Regions from separate parts of the Mus musculus genome. Here region 2 is linked to region 1. A link is a contact called in ENCODE Hi-C or POLR2A ChIA-PET data. All regions are on one chromosome and are shown on one strand. Each heading gives the region's core, a stretch centred on a gene start or an enhancer-like site at or near the end of the contact. The rest is flanking DNA. Distances are from core to core; before and after follow the strand shown. Region 1 overlaps Gm32840 (a long non-coding RNA gene). Region 2 has its middle 27 kb from the start of Gm33149.

The links. A loop is a pair of places that touch in the nucleus more often than their neighbours do. ChIA-PET counts read pairs that join two places held with the same protein, here RNA polymerase II (POLR2A).
Region 2: a map of gastrocnemius shows a loop between it and region 1 (2.0-fold over the local background). The contact joins two enhancer-like sites. A Hi-C loop is called at or near these places in 1 of 37 maps with a recorded cell type or tissue (gastrocnemius). POLR2A ChIA-PET finds 5 or more read pairs at or near these places in 1 of 5 experiments (Patski).

Annotation. Positions count from the first base shown.
Region 1 is chr15:97,086,969-97,094,288 of GRCm38, forward strand. All of the region lies in intron 1 of Gm32840 (a long non-coding RNA gene), which reads left to right. Among named protein-coding and RNA genes, the nearest start is that of Gm32733, 17 kb to the right of the region's middle. Within about 2 kb of position 2,814, at least 1 of the 3 ENCODE cell types and tissues checked has a DNase peak (open chromatin) inside an H3K27ac peak, as active enhancers do; it is gastrocnemius, where a contact is called at or near this core.
Region 2 is chr15:97,131,764-97,139,083 of GRCm38, forward strand. No RefSeq gene overlaps it. Among named protein-coding and RNA genes, the nearest start is that of Gm33149, 27 kb to the right of the region's middle. Within about 2 kb of position 3,724, at least 1 of the 3 ENCODE cell types and tissues checked has a DNase peak (open chromatin) inside an H3K27ac peak, as active enhancers do; it is gastrocnemius, where a contact is called at or near this core.

The DNA of each region.
Region 1 (7,320 bases), core at 1,564-4,063:
AGACCAAGAGCCATGGGGACTTTCTCTCCTCTAGAAACCACTGGCGGCTCTTTAAAACAAACAAACAAACAAACAAACAAACAAGCAAAAACCCAAGGTGAGAGGCATTCAAGGATGTGGACCCCTAAGTGACCCATACAAATAAGTGAAACACTTTTAAAGCGTCTCTGAGCTAAGGAGGCTAAGACGATTAGATTACATGTGTTAAGAAGTATGTGCATTTCTTCAGAAAGGAGTTTGCTTTTAAAGGACTGGAGAGAGTGCCTCAGATGAGGGCAGAGCTCAGTCATGGACTGCCTTCTCTTCTCAGTTTTCTGTCCTCCGTGGCTGGTCTCGTCCATGTTTAGGCATGAGTTATTACTTCATAATGGTAACTCCTAAGTACCCACCCTCAGCCTGGGTGTCTCCTCGGAGTTCCAGCTTGGTATACACAGCTCATTGTCTTGTGCCACAAACCTCTCAGTTTAACACACATAGTCCTCCCAACCTGTGACTTCCCCCACTCCCACTTATTCATGCCTCCGAATGTGACATGGTACTGCCCTGGTTAGACATCTCAGACACCCAGAACATCACCCTAAGATCTTATTCACCGTCGTATTTAACCTGCCAGAACACCCTCAGTCCATATCAAATTAACCCATTTTTCTCTTCCTCTCTGACTAGGATGCCAGCAAGGCCATAACCATCTCTTGTTCAGATGTCAGCTGAACCATTGTCCCTTCGTTCTCCCTGGGTCCCTCCAACACGTTCATGACATTGAAGGCAGATAGATTAGACTTTTCAAAGCACAAACCTTCAGGGGTTCCTGTCCTTTCTCATGGGGCTGATGTCTGCCCATCACTGAGGTCTCAGCTCACAGGCTTTTTCTTTTCCTTTGCTTGCTTGCTTGTTTGTTTTTGAGACAGGCTTTCTCTGTGTAGCCCTGGCTGTCCTGGAGCTCACTGTAGACCAGGCTGACCTTGAACTCAGAGATCCACCTGCCTCTGACCCTGGAGTGCTGGGATTAAAGGCGTGCGCCACCTTCATCGGCCACACGTTGTATCTTTAGGGAAGCTTCCCTGATCCTTCAGTCTGGGTTAGAATCACTTGTTACCAGTTCTTATCTAATTATAGTCTTTCTCTCTATGATACTGTTCTCAGATATAAAAGAATATCTTAAACCCCACACCCTGCTACTAATTATAAGCTCCATAAAATGACAAATAAATTAGCAAACCTATGTGATTTATGGGTAGCCTTGTTGGGATCGTGTGGGAACGTGTTTGATAGTGCTGATAGCACAGTTGTGGAATTCTGGGTCTACATTGCTATGGATCTTTCCCTCCTGTGTCTCTAATCTAGCATCAAGCCACAGCCTACTGGTCTGGTTTGGCATAATGAGAGAAAGGGTGGGAAAGCTTCTGGCAAAGGTGCTTGATGAAAGATAAAGTCTTCTCTGAAATTGTCTTAAAGAAATAGGCAGAGCTGTGAACCAAATCTCTTGTCTATTTCTTGTGCATTCTTAACCATTACAGCCATGGAGGATAAAAGCAAGCCCTGGCTCCATTGTCTGTGAAGTAATTATATCCTCTCTTCGTATATATTCACAGTGCCTCAGCCACGACAAGAAACACCTACAAACCAAAATAAATCCGAACAAACAAATAAAGAAAAGCGAAATATCCAGCAAGTAACAGCAAACGAAGCACTCCATGAGTGGTTGCTATCAACATATGATACAACCACCAACAAAGATGATTTCTCATTAAAAATAAAGTTTAGCCAGACAGTGGTGGCTCACGCCTTTAATCCCAGCATTTGGGAGGCCGAGGCTGGCGGATTTCTGAGTTCGAGGCCAGCCTGGTCTACAGAATGAGTTCTAGGACAGCCAGGGCTATACAGAGAAACTCTGTCTAGAAAAACCAATAAAAATAAATAAAGTTTAAAAGGAGACAGGGAGATAATCTAGGAATAGGTTAGATGGAAGAGAAACCCTGGGGATAATTTTGACTAGGCTTTGCTTTAAAATGCCACACTAGGAAGGCTGATGAACTGTGGGGGACAGGGCAGACACTCAGAACCCGCTATCCACCATTCAATGCTGGCTGATGGCTAGCCGGAGGGTGAGGGATACAGTCTCACAAAATAAATGGGAGACGGGGCCAGCAGAAAGGCATGCCGGAGTGACCCCAAGGAGGAGGTGGCTATGGAAACACATACCGTCTATATGCAAGGACAGTGCTGAGGGGATTGTGGGAGACTTGGGTAGTGAATGGGAGGTAAACAGCAGATACATATGTTGGGAATGGAGGCGGGAGAAGGGGGCGGGGGGCAGGAGGGCGGTGCCATGGTGGAGTATTTACCTAGCACACATAAGGCTATGAATTTAATCTCCGGCCCCGAAAATAAATAAATAAATAAATAAATAAATAAATAAATAAATAAATAAATAAGCGGGGTGGGGGTGGGGAATGAGCCTGGTACCGAGATTGGTCGAAGTCGTTGAAGTGGGAGCTCGCTGAGATTGCAAATGGTTTTCTTGGTTTTGTTTCCTTTCTTGGTGGACAGAGAACTACTCATAGTTTGAGGAAGGGCTCAGCAGAGAGGGGCTAGCTACTGCACTAGACACAGCCCAAGTTCTGACTCTCTCTTGCTGGCACTAGTGTGCTTGCTCCACAGCGGGATCCCCTAACACCCCACCCCCACCTCGACAAACACTAACAGCCCCGGGCCTGCCTGCCTGCCTGCCCGCTGCTGGCCTTGCCTCTGCATACTTGACCCCCGCTGCTGCTCCTCCAGCTGCCCTTTGCTTTGCCTCTTGTTTTTTCTTGAGTATGCATTTGGCTTTTAGAGCCTGTGACTGATTCAGCTTCCCTGGCACATGCCATTGGCCATGGCTTCGCCTGGCCACACTGCCACTCTCAGCTGTTGCCTCATTTTGGCCACTTGTAAGAACTGTACTGCCAAGCTTCTTCCCCGACTGCCCAGGCAAAGCCATGAGTTCCAGAGGAGATCGCACTAAGATGCTGAAAGCCAGGGCACAAGGGAAGGAAGGGTCACTTCTAAAATGAATTGGTGGAGGTCAAGACGGGATCAGTGCAACGAAATGGGAGACGGGGCCGCCGCACTTCCCATTCCCTTTAATAGAACATGGCAGGTTCAGAGGGCTTTCCCACGATAATATATGACGCTAAAACAAAGCTTTTGTTTGCAAATACTTACAAATTAGAGAGCTCAGTGGGTTTTTGTTTTTTTTGTTTTTTTTTTTTTTTACCTTTTGAGCCCAGGAAAACCACATCCTTGAGTACTAATATCCCTGGTAAAATAGGTCCATCTCTAACCTTGTAGTGCTATTAGCAGGAAAGTTACACTCCTATTTATGAAACTGGGACTCTGGGAGACTTCTGCCCTAGACATATCTGTGCTTACTTAAAGGCAAGAGGCTGGAAAGGAATAATGATTGGGAAGAAGGGCTGCAAGGAAGGGGAGACCAGGCCGCACACAATTGCATAAGCCATAATAGACTCCTCATACTACTCTTCAATGTCTCCAAATGCAGACCCCCAGAACTCGATTTTAACCTGGCCAGGTATGACACATGCTTGTTTTTTACAACGGCCCAAGTACCTGTGAATGGTAGCTCTCCCTGGCTCATTATCACACACAGCTATCTTTTGCACCAATGTCTTCCATTTGCACTGGTTACACCAGGGACTGCTCATCTGTGTCTCGGGGACTGAGAAGGTCAATGTCGGATTGAAAGCTTTTACGTTCCTAACGGGATATTTTGCTTTATGTTATTTATTTTTGTTTTAATGTATGTGAGTGCACTATCTACATATATGCCTGCTGGGCATCAGATCTCAGTATAGATGGGTGTGAGCCACCATATGGTTGCTGGGAATTGAACTCTAGACCTCTGAAAGAGCAGACAGGGCTCTTAACTGCTGAGCCATCTTTCTAGCTACTCCATCCCCCCCCCCCCCCATGGAGTTTTTCCATCAATTCACTTATATATAAACTGTATATCCAAATCACTGCTCCCCTGATCCCCGCACAGTCTCTCCCCACATCCCCCCTTCCCTTCTGCTCTGAGTAGGTGGAGTCCCCCCTCTGGGTATCATCCCCTCCTGGCACATCAAATCTCTGCAAAATTAGGAACATCCTCTCCCACAGGAGGCAAGACAAGACAGCTCAGTTAGGGAAATGGAATCCACCCTCAGTCAGGCAACAGATTTAGGGGATATCTCCTGCTCCAGTTGGCTCCTAGGAAGACACAGCTAGACATCTACTTCATATGTGCCGGGCAGGGGGTAGGGGATCTAGGTCCAGCTTGTGTATGTTCTTTGGTTGGTGGTTCCGTCTCTGACAGCCCCCAAGGGTCCAGGTTAGTTGGCTCTGTTGATTTTCCCATGGAGTTCCTATTGCTTCCTGGTCCCTCAGCCCTTCCGCCAGGCTCCATCCAACGTTCAGCTGTGGGTCTCTGCATCTGTTTCAGTCAGTTCCTGGGTGGAACTTCTCAGAGGACAGCCATGCTAGACACCTGTCTGCAACCATAACAGAGGATCATTAATAGTGTCAGGGATTGGTGCTGGACCATGGGATGGGTCTCGAGTTGGACCAGTTATTAGTTGGCCGTTCCCTCATTCTCTGCTCCATCTTTCTCCCTGCATTGCTTGTAGACAGAACAAAGTTTGTGGCTGGGTTGGCGTCTTTATCGCTCCACTGAGAGTCCTGCCTGGCTATAGGAAGTGGCCACTTCAGTCTCCATATCTGCACTACTAGAAGTCTCAGTGAAAGTCACCCCCATTGACTTCCTAGAGCCTTCCCCCATCCCAGGTCTCTGGCACATCCTAGAGATGTGATGCCTCCCCACACCAGTCAGCTGCTGACTTCCACTCCTTCTTCTGGCCCTCTGGCCCTTTCTCCTGTCTCTCCCCACTCCTGATCCTGACCCCTCCATTCCCCTCCCCATCCCCTCTCCCACCCAGTCTCCTCCCTCCCTCTGCCTCCTCTGACTATTTTATTCCCTCTTCTAAGTGAGATTCTAACATCCTTGCTTGGGCCTTCCTTCTTGCTTAGTGTCTTTGGGTCCGTGAGTTGCTCCACTATGTTCATAGCAGCTTTATTTATAATAGCCAGAAACTGGCAACAACCTAGATGTCTCTCAGCTGAAGAATGAATACAGGAAATTTGGTTCATTTACACAGTAGAATATTGCTTAGCTATTAAAAACAAGGACATCATGAATTTTGCAGGCAAAGGGGTAGAACTAGAAAATATCATCCTGAATGAGTTAACCCAGAGTCAAAATAACATGCATGGCATGTACTCACTTATAAGTGGATATGAGCCATACAGTGCAGGATACCCTAACAAGATTTTTAACATGGTACTTATCAGAGCTATTGAGCCTACTGAGAGTTTTGATAAGCTCGGGGCTTGTGCCTTCCAAGGGTTTAGGCATTGTAGCCCGACTTACACATCTGAACTATATTTAAAACAATAAATGGTCTCTAGCATATTTAAACAATCACATCTCAGTTAAATATCTCAGAACTTTTAAACCTCTTAATCACAAAGGCACATCTTAAAGTGACACGTTTTTATAAGAATACATATGCTGGACATTAAAGAAGAGCTAAAAAAAGTACATAATATTTTCTTTCAAATGCATGGCTTGTCTTACGATTCTACCAAAGGCTTTACCTTCTACACATTGAATCGCAGTTGCATGTACAGTTTTCAGTTGGACTGCACACTAAAATAATGGTTTCTTTGGGTATGAAAAAATAACAACACCAAGAGCTATGACAAGAATATCTTGCTGATGTTTTCTAGATACCTTTGAGTTGTGTTTTGTGTGCGGCTTACCTTTGTCCCTCCATTCATTTAACTTTTTATTATTTTTTTTAATCAAGTACCTTATTGACACAGATTGATGTATCCTGAGCTGCGAGGAAGGAGATGGGAGAAAAGATTTGTGGCTGACTTTTTTTTTTTAATAACGACTGGGATGTGCTGCTTGCCCACTAGGCAAATAATAAATATTTATTGAATTCATTTAAATTGAGCCCAGAACAAGGACATGTTACTGATGGTTGAGATAGGTGGTGTTATGATAGCCAGTCCTGGAGGAGGGAGGGAAAGAAGTAGAAGATAATTCAAAATGAGAAAACAGAAGCAAAATGAAAAGAAAGGGATTTTACATACAGACGCAGCACAAACATTATTCGTCAGAGGTACAGACACAGCAAGCAGCAGGGACGCGCCCAGTCTAGGTTCAGCAGTGAGACATTAAGCCGAATTTACTCAGGTCTAATATTTTCATCTAAAATGAACTGCTTTTTCACACCTCCTGTGCACAAAGTGATGGCTGTGAAGAGATGTAGCCGGAAGGGGTGTGAGATGTTCCCCCAAAGGCTCCTGTGCTTCAACAGTTGGTCCACAGATAATCATCCTATTTGGGGAGATTGGGTGTGGAAACTCGAGGAGGTGAAGCCTTGATAGAAAAAGCAGATCACTTGGGGTGGGGGAATTTGAGGTTCACAGCTTAGCACTGCTTCTGTCCCTTTCTCAGCTTCCTGGTTATCTCGAAGGTAGGGAAGCAGCAATTTGCTCCTGCTGCCACATATGATCAAGTTATCTCCAGGCCACAGCGGTGACTCTATCTACATCTAAGCACCGGTCTTTGCTGCATTAGTTATTTCTCTTCTATCTGTGACCAAATACCTTCTAAGAAGCAATGTAAGGAAGGATGGGTTAACCTTGGCTCAAGGTTAGTCATAGTGAAAGATCACAGAAGACACAGCACTTTTACCATGACTTGGCACTGTTGCCAATTTAACGTAGGGCTGTTGCCGAGGCTTGGAGATATCTGACCATGTGGCTATGGTCCCTAAGCCTTCGAGCTGGTCCACAGGAGACTGTCAGAGAGTCTGGACCTGTGGGCTACCGAATCCCTAGAATGCCATAAGTGGACTGTGATGGGCCACTCTGGTGGAAGTTCAAGAGGCCAAGATTTATTCCATAATCAGTTGTTCCGCGTTTATACGTTTGTAGGCTTTCATTTCTGTTGCTCCTGTTGTTGATATCCAGCTTTATCTGTGGTGGTCAGATAGGATGCAGGCTATTATTTCAACTTTCTTGTATCAGTTTAGACTTGTTTTATGTCTGAGTATGTAGTCAATTTTAGAGAAACCTTCTATGAGGTGGTGAGAAGAAAGTTTATTCTTCTGTGTTTGGCTGAAATGCTCTGTAAATACCTGCTAGGTGCATTTGGTTTTATAACACCAGTTGGCTCCAGCATTTCTCTGCTTAGTTTTTGTCTGGATGACC
Region 2 (7,320 bases), core at 2,474-4,973, 46 kb after region 1:
ATGATAAAAGCTTTATCCCAATATTTCTAACCTTATGAAATCATAGTTACTTGTGGCTGGAAAACATCATAAGGGTATACGTCTGCAGCCATCTTGGTTCCCCACCACTCTGCCATGCTCCCTCTCTTTGCAACTCTTAGCTCCACCTTTCTTTCCCTGTCCAATCACAGGCCTCCCACTGCCCTAATGTGATTGGACAGGGAAAATCCTGCAACAGGTAGAAGCCACAGCAATACCAAAAGGGCACACATAAACAAAGCCTGAAACAATTACTAGGGTTACTAAGAATTTCCACAAAGTTAATATCAGACATGAAAGTACAGAGCTTCCCTATAAGGGTGCTGCCTGAACCTTGGACTACTCGCTTGCCAGACCCTACCTGCCCTTGGGGTTTGGGGGTGAGGTGGCACAGAGTTAACGACACAGACTCTGGGAACAGGTGAGAAATGCTACAGCAAGCTCATCTGAGCACTGCTGCAAGCTCCTTTAATACCCTCCACCCATGCCCCATTGGTCCCAAAAAAGCATCTCTTCTAAATAGCAGTTTCCAGTTGTCTGGCTTTGTCTGCACCAGCAATCCTGGGTCCCTCAGACAGTCCTCAATTAGGTCCTCCTGCAGGAGATGTTTTTACAGCTGTGTGCCCCCCCCCCGCCCCCAGCATTTACATAGAGGTGGCCCACTGTCTCTTCTACAAAAGAGAACAAAGGTAAAAATTACGTATTGCTTCTAGAAATCTTGGAAGCAAGAATACCGTGGGCCATTGAGGGAAAAGGCTTTATCAGCCTAGAATCAAGTACCTTGTAAATCCATCACTCAAAACCAGGGAAAAATGAAGACTTTCTCAGACAAATAGTGAGGGGCATGCTGTCTAGTGAGCTCACCTTCCAAGAAATGTTCAAAATCAGTTGTTTAAGAAGAAGGAAAATCGCCGGGCGTGGTTGCCCACGCCTTTAATCCCAGCACTTGGGAGGCAGAGGCAGGCGGATTTCTGAGTTCGAGGCCAGCCTGGTCTACAGAGTGAGTTCCAGGACAGCCAGGGCTACACAGAGAAACCCTGTCTCGGAAAAAGAAGAAGAAGAAGAAGAAGAAGAAGAAGAAGAAGAAGAAGAAGAAGAAGAAGAAGAAGAAGAAGAAGAAGAAGAAGAAGAAGAAGAAGAAGAAGAAGGAAAATTGGGGGCTGGTGAGATGACTCAGCGGGTAAGGGCACTGACTGCTCTTCCGAAGGTCCTGAGTTCAAATCCCAGCAACCACATGGTGGCTCACAACCACCCATAATGAGATCTGATGCTCTCTTCTGGTGTGTCTGAAGTCAGCTACAGTGAACTTATGTATAATAATAATAAATAAATCTTTAAAGACGAAGAGGAAGAAGAAGAATCACCAGGCATGGCGGCACACACCTTTAACTTCGGCACTTGGGAGGCAGAGGCAGGGGAATCTCTCTGAATTTGGGGTGATCTTTGTCTACACAGTGAGTTCCAGGACAGCCAGGGCTGTGTAGAGAGATCTTATCTCAAAAGCCAAGGGAAAAAGGAGAGAAAGGAAGAAAGAAAGAGAAAGAAAGAAAGAAAGAAAGAAGGAAGGAAGGAAGGAAAGAAAAGCACACAAGTAATACACTTGGATATAAAGAAAGCCAGAGAAAGAGTAAGTGGAGATAAATTTTCAAATGTGCTCTACAGCTCCATATTAATTAGGGACGAAGGCAGCACTGAGAAATGACAGGGGGTCAGTTCATGAAGAATATGTAACAATTTATGTGTAGTTGCCTAACGATAGAATGCTAAGCTAGGCAAGCAATGGTGGCAGAATTACACAGAAGTGAGTAAGTCCACTATTACATTCGGAGACTGTCACTGCTGGGCACTATTGTATCTAAGGCAGGAAGAAATGACAGAGTCTGGGAAGGGACGGGGCAGTGACTGTGAAGCTTAGTCCCAGCAAGATGGTGAAGTAGTGGTTTGTGGTAAGAATACTGCCCCCTCCAGGTGGGGGTGCACCCATGGTGGCAAATTCTCAGTGGTGGAGGTATGCCATGGTTCCTGTCTCCAGAGGACAGCGCATTAACAGCAGTTCTGGTTCCAAGATGTCACCTCAGAGACACCACACTGTCCATGGAAAGCAGGGCACAGCCACCAAGTCCTCCTTTGGGGACACTGGGGCTCATAGAATCCAGGTAGTTTTCTGTGCTGGGCCAACCACCCATGAGTTCTACAGAGAGTCCATAATGACCACCCTGTCAGTGTGCAGGGTCCCAATGTCCAAGGTGCCGATGTCCAGTCCCCTGATGTACGCCATACTCTCTTTAGTTGTTTTGTCGGAATGTGGTAGTTTATTCTTCTCTTTGGCTATCCTTGTGGAAGGGGGTGAGCACTAGAGGTGTTTATCTTATTGACACGACTCTGCTAAGGACTCTTAAATGTCACCCATAAGAAAATGAATGGGTGCTGGGATTTGAACCAGGGTCCTCTGCAGCCCTGACCAACCCCAATACCCAATTCTAGAGGTGAGAGCAGCAGGTCTCACCTATTGCTGGGGCCCTGAAACGCCATGAACTATGGAGATGGTTTGGTAGCTTCCAACAAAACTAAACACACCACCACGTTACAGTAACCAGGCTTTTACATGTACTCAAATGACCCGGGAACATATGCCCACCCACAGATGCTGATAGCAGCTTTATATCTGATCCAGAACTTGGAAGGAACCAAGCATCCTTCAGGTCAGTGGGAGAGTAGATTGTGGCCCATCCAGACAAGGGCTTGTACTCGGCAGTGAGGAAAATGAACCGTCTTGACAAGGAAGCAAGTGGGGGAAACTTAGAGGTTCTTTGACGAGGGAAACAACCAATCACATAACAAGAAACACTGTAAGACCCCCCCCCCCACCAGTGGCAGGACCAAGTTACAGAGAAGGCAGAACATTCAGTAGTGGAGAGGTTGGAGGGAGTGGGTGGGGAGTGAGTGGAGACATATAGGACAGTGGTGGTACTCTGTACGCAGCATAGGAGAAAACACCGCTTTAGCTCTAGTTCCAAACTCCCAGAACGTACAGTTCCAGGTGAAGACCAAGGTAAACTACGGACGTGTGAAGCTGATTAACTAGTCATGTTGAGCACCAGCAGCAGGCAGAAACTCTGTGTGGATGGTTGTAGTTTGGAGATGTCCAGAGGACACATGGGCTTCTCTCTGCACTTTTCTCTCAATTTTGCTCTTGACCTAAGGCTGCTCTTAAAAAGGGAAATCTGTTAAAAGAGAACCCCTTTCTGAAAGTTGTTCTCTGACCTCCCCCCCCCCATGAGTCCCCTCCCCCACCCCCATGCACAAGTAAATAAGTGTGATTTCAAAATGTTGAGCTGTCGGGGGCTTGAGATGTAAATTTCACATAATAAAATACAAATTCTCATATCTGACTTCAAGCACTTATTTTCTTCAGAAATGCTCTACTGGCTGCCAGCTTTGCCTGAGACTCCAGTGAAGAAGAAAAAATAATAAAAATGAGTCAGGTTTCTGCTTCACATTTCAATGAGTGTAAATGTGGGCAGTGTCTCCAGTCTCTTAATTGCTAAGTGATTAGTCGGGTTTTTAAGTTACTTGCCTACTTGCCTATCTTCTTTACATTTTAAATAAGGCCTGACCTTAAACTGTTGCCACTGAGCAAATTCGGCTTGCTTTTACAGATGCGGGAACCTAATGAACAAGGTTAGTGCTGCCACCTACTGTTGGAGGAGGAAGTAAATTGCGTTTCCCACGCAGTCAATTTGGAAAGACGCGGGGCAGCCAAATTGCTGGCCTGATCTCGGGCGGGGAAAGCCTGTACTATTATCTGGAAAAGAAGGGCAAGGTGATCAATGAAACTTTTGAGATAGACGTGGAAGATTCTGGAAACAAAGAATAAGTGTCAAGAGATCTGTCCAACTTCTCGGCCAGGAGATTTCCTGGGGCTCTGATGTCTTTAGCAAGCCCTAGTTCCATTTCTCTTGTATTGCTTCTGTCTGTGGCACATTACAGGACAGTGTAGGGCTTCAGAACTGTCCCTGGGGGACGGGTGGGAGTGTAGAAAGCTTCCTTGGCCTTCGTCTTCCCTACCCCTGCCTAGATTCTAAACTGGCTATCTTTCAGCCATCGGAATCTCATTTTTCCTCTTCCAGATACTTTCCACCACAACCTGGGTCACAGCGGGTGCATTATGTCACACTGCCTATTTTAAAGGCTGTGTATCATGTGATATCTCACAGTTCATCACCTTACAGCTATTCAGGTGTCCCATGAAGAGCTGTCACCTAGGCTGCTGGGAAGTGACCCAGAATGCAGCCTAGCAACCAAATGGAAACACGCACAGCCTAGTTCAAATTGTTAGGCAGGACTTTCTATAAAACTCAAAATAACATCAGCATCGGACAATATTTGTCCTTATCAACTCAAAGGAGGTTTGGGCAGGTCTGGGAGGGTAAGACTAAAAAATTCAGGAAGTTTGATATACATAGTCACACACACACACACACACACACACACACACACACACACACACTATCTCCAACAGCACTTGTAACAGGACTTGCTTTGGGACTGCCAGCTTCCAAATAATGACACAGAGACATATATTTATTTATGAATGCCTAGGCCTGAAGTTAGGTTTGTTTCCAGCTGGCTCGGAGCTCAACTATTCCGTTTATGCTAATCTAAGTCTCACCATGTAACTGGTTAGCTACCTCTCCTTCCTTCCAGGCCTGCAGCTTCTTCTCCATCTTCTTGATGAATCCTCCCGGGCCTGACTCTCTCCCAGAGTTCCCCTCTCTTCCAGGAAGTCCCACCTTCTATTTCCTGTTTTTGTTACAGGCCGTCAGCTTTTTGATAAACCAGTCAGAAGGTGAGAGAGGGTGGGTTTACAAAATATGATGCAGCCATATTAATAACGACACCAAAGTCAGCTTGTACTTGGCCCTCTGCCAACAGAGAGATCAGCATTTGAATAATACAAAGACGGTGTTTACACGGTGCACAATATTATCCCAACAGTGAGTTCTCCCAACAACTCCAGTAATGGCTCTAGTTAGACAGTCGTCTTCTTCCTTGACCACTGGACCATCCTGTGATGGGTTACACATCTGCAAACAATATACGTATTTCTAAGAACTGTGTGGGATTGTGTCTTCTTCCAAAATAAAGAACTCCCCTGTGCTAGTTAATGACTCTAATCTTAGAACTTGGGAGACTGAGGCAGGGGGATGACCATGATTTCAAGGCCAATGTTGGCAACATAATGAGGTCTTGGCCAGCCTTGGCTATAGAAGGAGACCTTATCTCAAAAGAGGAGGCAGGAATATGAGGAAAGAGAAGTAGAGGAAAAAAGAAAGAGACTCAAAGTTGGCCACAGATTTAAATATAAATGTAAAGCATGAAAAAAATCACATTCTTTACCCTCATTTTCAAATCAACTTAGGCAGATTAGTTCATCACTTTTCTCTAACGTTCTGGATTTTTCTAGGTAATCCGAGTATGCAAAGTGCGAGTCATTCTTGAACAGAAGGTTATAGGAGCTGAACGGGCATCTCTTTCACAGGACCATTCGATGGTCACTGGAATAGAAAGCTTTACCTATGTGATGCAGAGGTTGCTGGGCTCCTACTACTGTGTTGAAGCTGTGTGAAGACAGGCTTACAAACGGATCCAGGCATCACGTGCCAGAACTCAAATCCCTGCTGTAACAGTCACTTGTACATCCCTGGTGTGATTGTCATCTTAGAGGCTGGCTGATGAGTAAGCTTGCCCTTTCTGAACTCTGGCTGGCTGGTTCAACTCAACTGCTCTGGCTCAAACTCCCCTCCAAGATGACTGATTCAATCTGGCTTCTCTTGGCTTCTCACTAAATTGCTCTGCTTGGCCTCAAACTAACTCTGGCAATCTGTTCTAATCTTCTGGATCCTTCTCTGGCTCCTTCTGTCTTCATCTGGAACCTGTCTCTGTAAAACTGTCCCCGTAAAAACTGCCTCTCTCCCCCTCTTTTCCATGCTCCCCTCTTGAGCTAGCTCTTTCCTGTCTGTTCTCACGAGAAATGGGCATATCCCTTCTCTGACTCTGCCAAGTCCTTCTCTGATCCATCACTTTGTCTGCCCCTCGATTAGAAATCACTTTCAAACATGGCTGCTTCCTTCTATAAACTAACCTTACCTTAATGGTGTGTAGTAAAGGCATGTCTATATTCCAGCCAGGGGGATGAAAGGCATGTGACATTAAATTCCAATAGATCACACAGACCTAGGTCTTTGGATGTGATTAGAGCAGCCATGTTCCTGGATTAAAATTCCTCTACATCCTGTCCCACCAGTGTTGGACCTGTGTCTTTCTATTGTTTATTTCACCCCTAGTAATCTCTGTTTCCTCAACAGATAAGCTGCACTTGCTAGTACTACTGATGAGACTGTCTTAGTCAATGTTCTTTTGCTGGGAAGAGACACCATGACCAAGGCAACTCTTACAAAAGGAAGTATTGAATTGGGGTCTGGCTTACAGTTTCAGAGAGATTAGTTCATTATCATCATGGCAGGAAGCATTGTGGCACACATGGAGCTGAAGCAGTAGCCGAGAGTCACACTCTGTTTCACAAGCACACACTCACACAGAGGGAAGCAGGGAGAGAGAGAGAGAGAGAGAGACAGAACCTGGCATGGTTTTTGAAACCCCAAGGCACACCCACAATACCACACTTCCTCCAACAAAGCCATACCTTCTAATCCTATGGAAGAGTGCCACTCCCTGGTGACTAAGCATGCAAGTATATGAGCCATTCTTATCCAAACCACCGCAAATACTAGCCCTATTCTTGGCACTTCCCAAGTTCTCAGTTACCATGAGCTGCAGTTATTAGGTAGAATAAGTTACTCAGCAGATTCTGACTGCCGTGAAACAGCAGCGTCAGTCATTGACTTGCCTTGCTCATTTAGCTGGTATCGATTAGGAAGCGCTGAATTTAGAAGATGCCTGATTGACTAACAGGATCTCATTATCAATAATGGAGATACTAGGGTTATTAACATTCCTCAAATTAAATAGGAAAGTCCCTCCTGGAATTCTCTTCTCCTTTTCTTTCTCTTTTCCTTCTCCTCCCCTCCTTTTTTCCTGTCTCCTCCTTCCTCCTGCCTGACGTTTTGTTGGTTGGTTGGTTTTGTTTGTTTGTTTGTTTGTGTTGGGATTGAGCCCACGGTCTTCTGTGTAAAGACGAGTTTCTTTCGCTGAGTTACAATACCCCATGCCTTGACTTTTCTATGTGGATGCTGTGTCGTCTGTGAATGGACTTTTGTCCTTCTCAGTACCTTAGCCTTT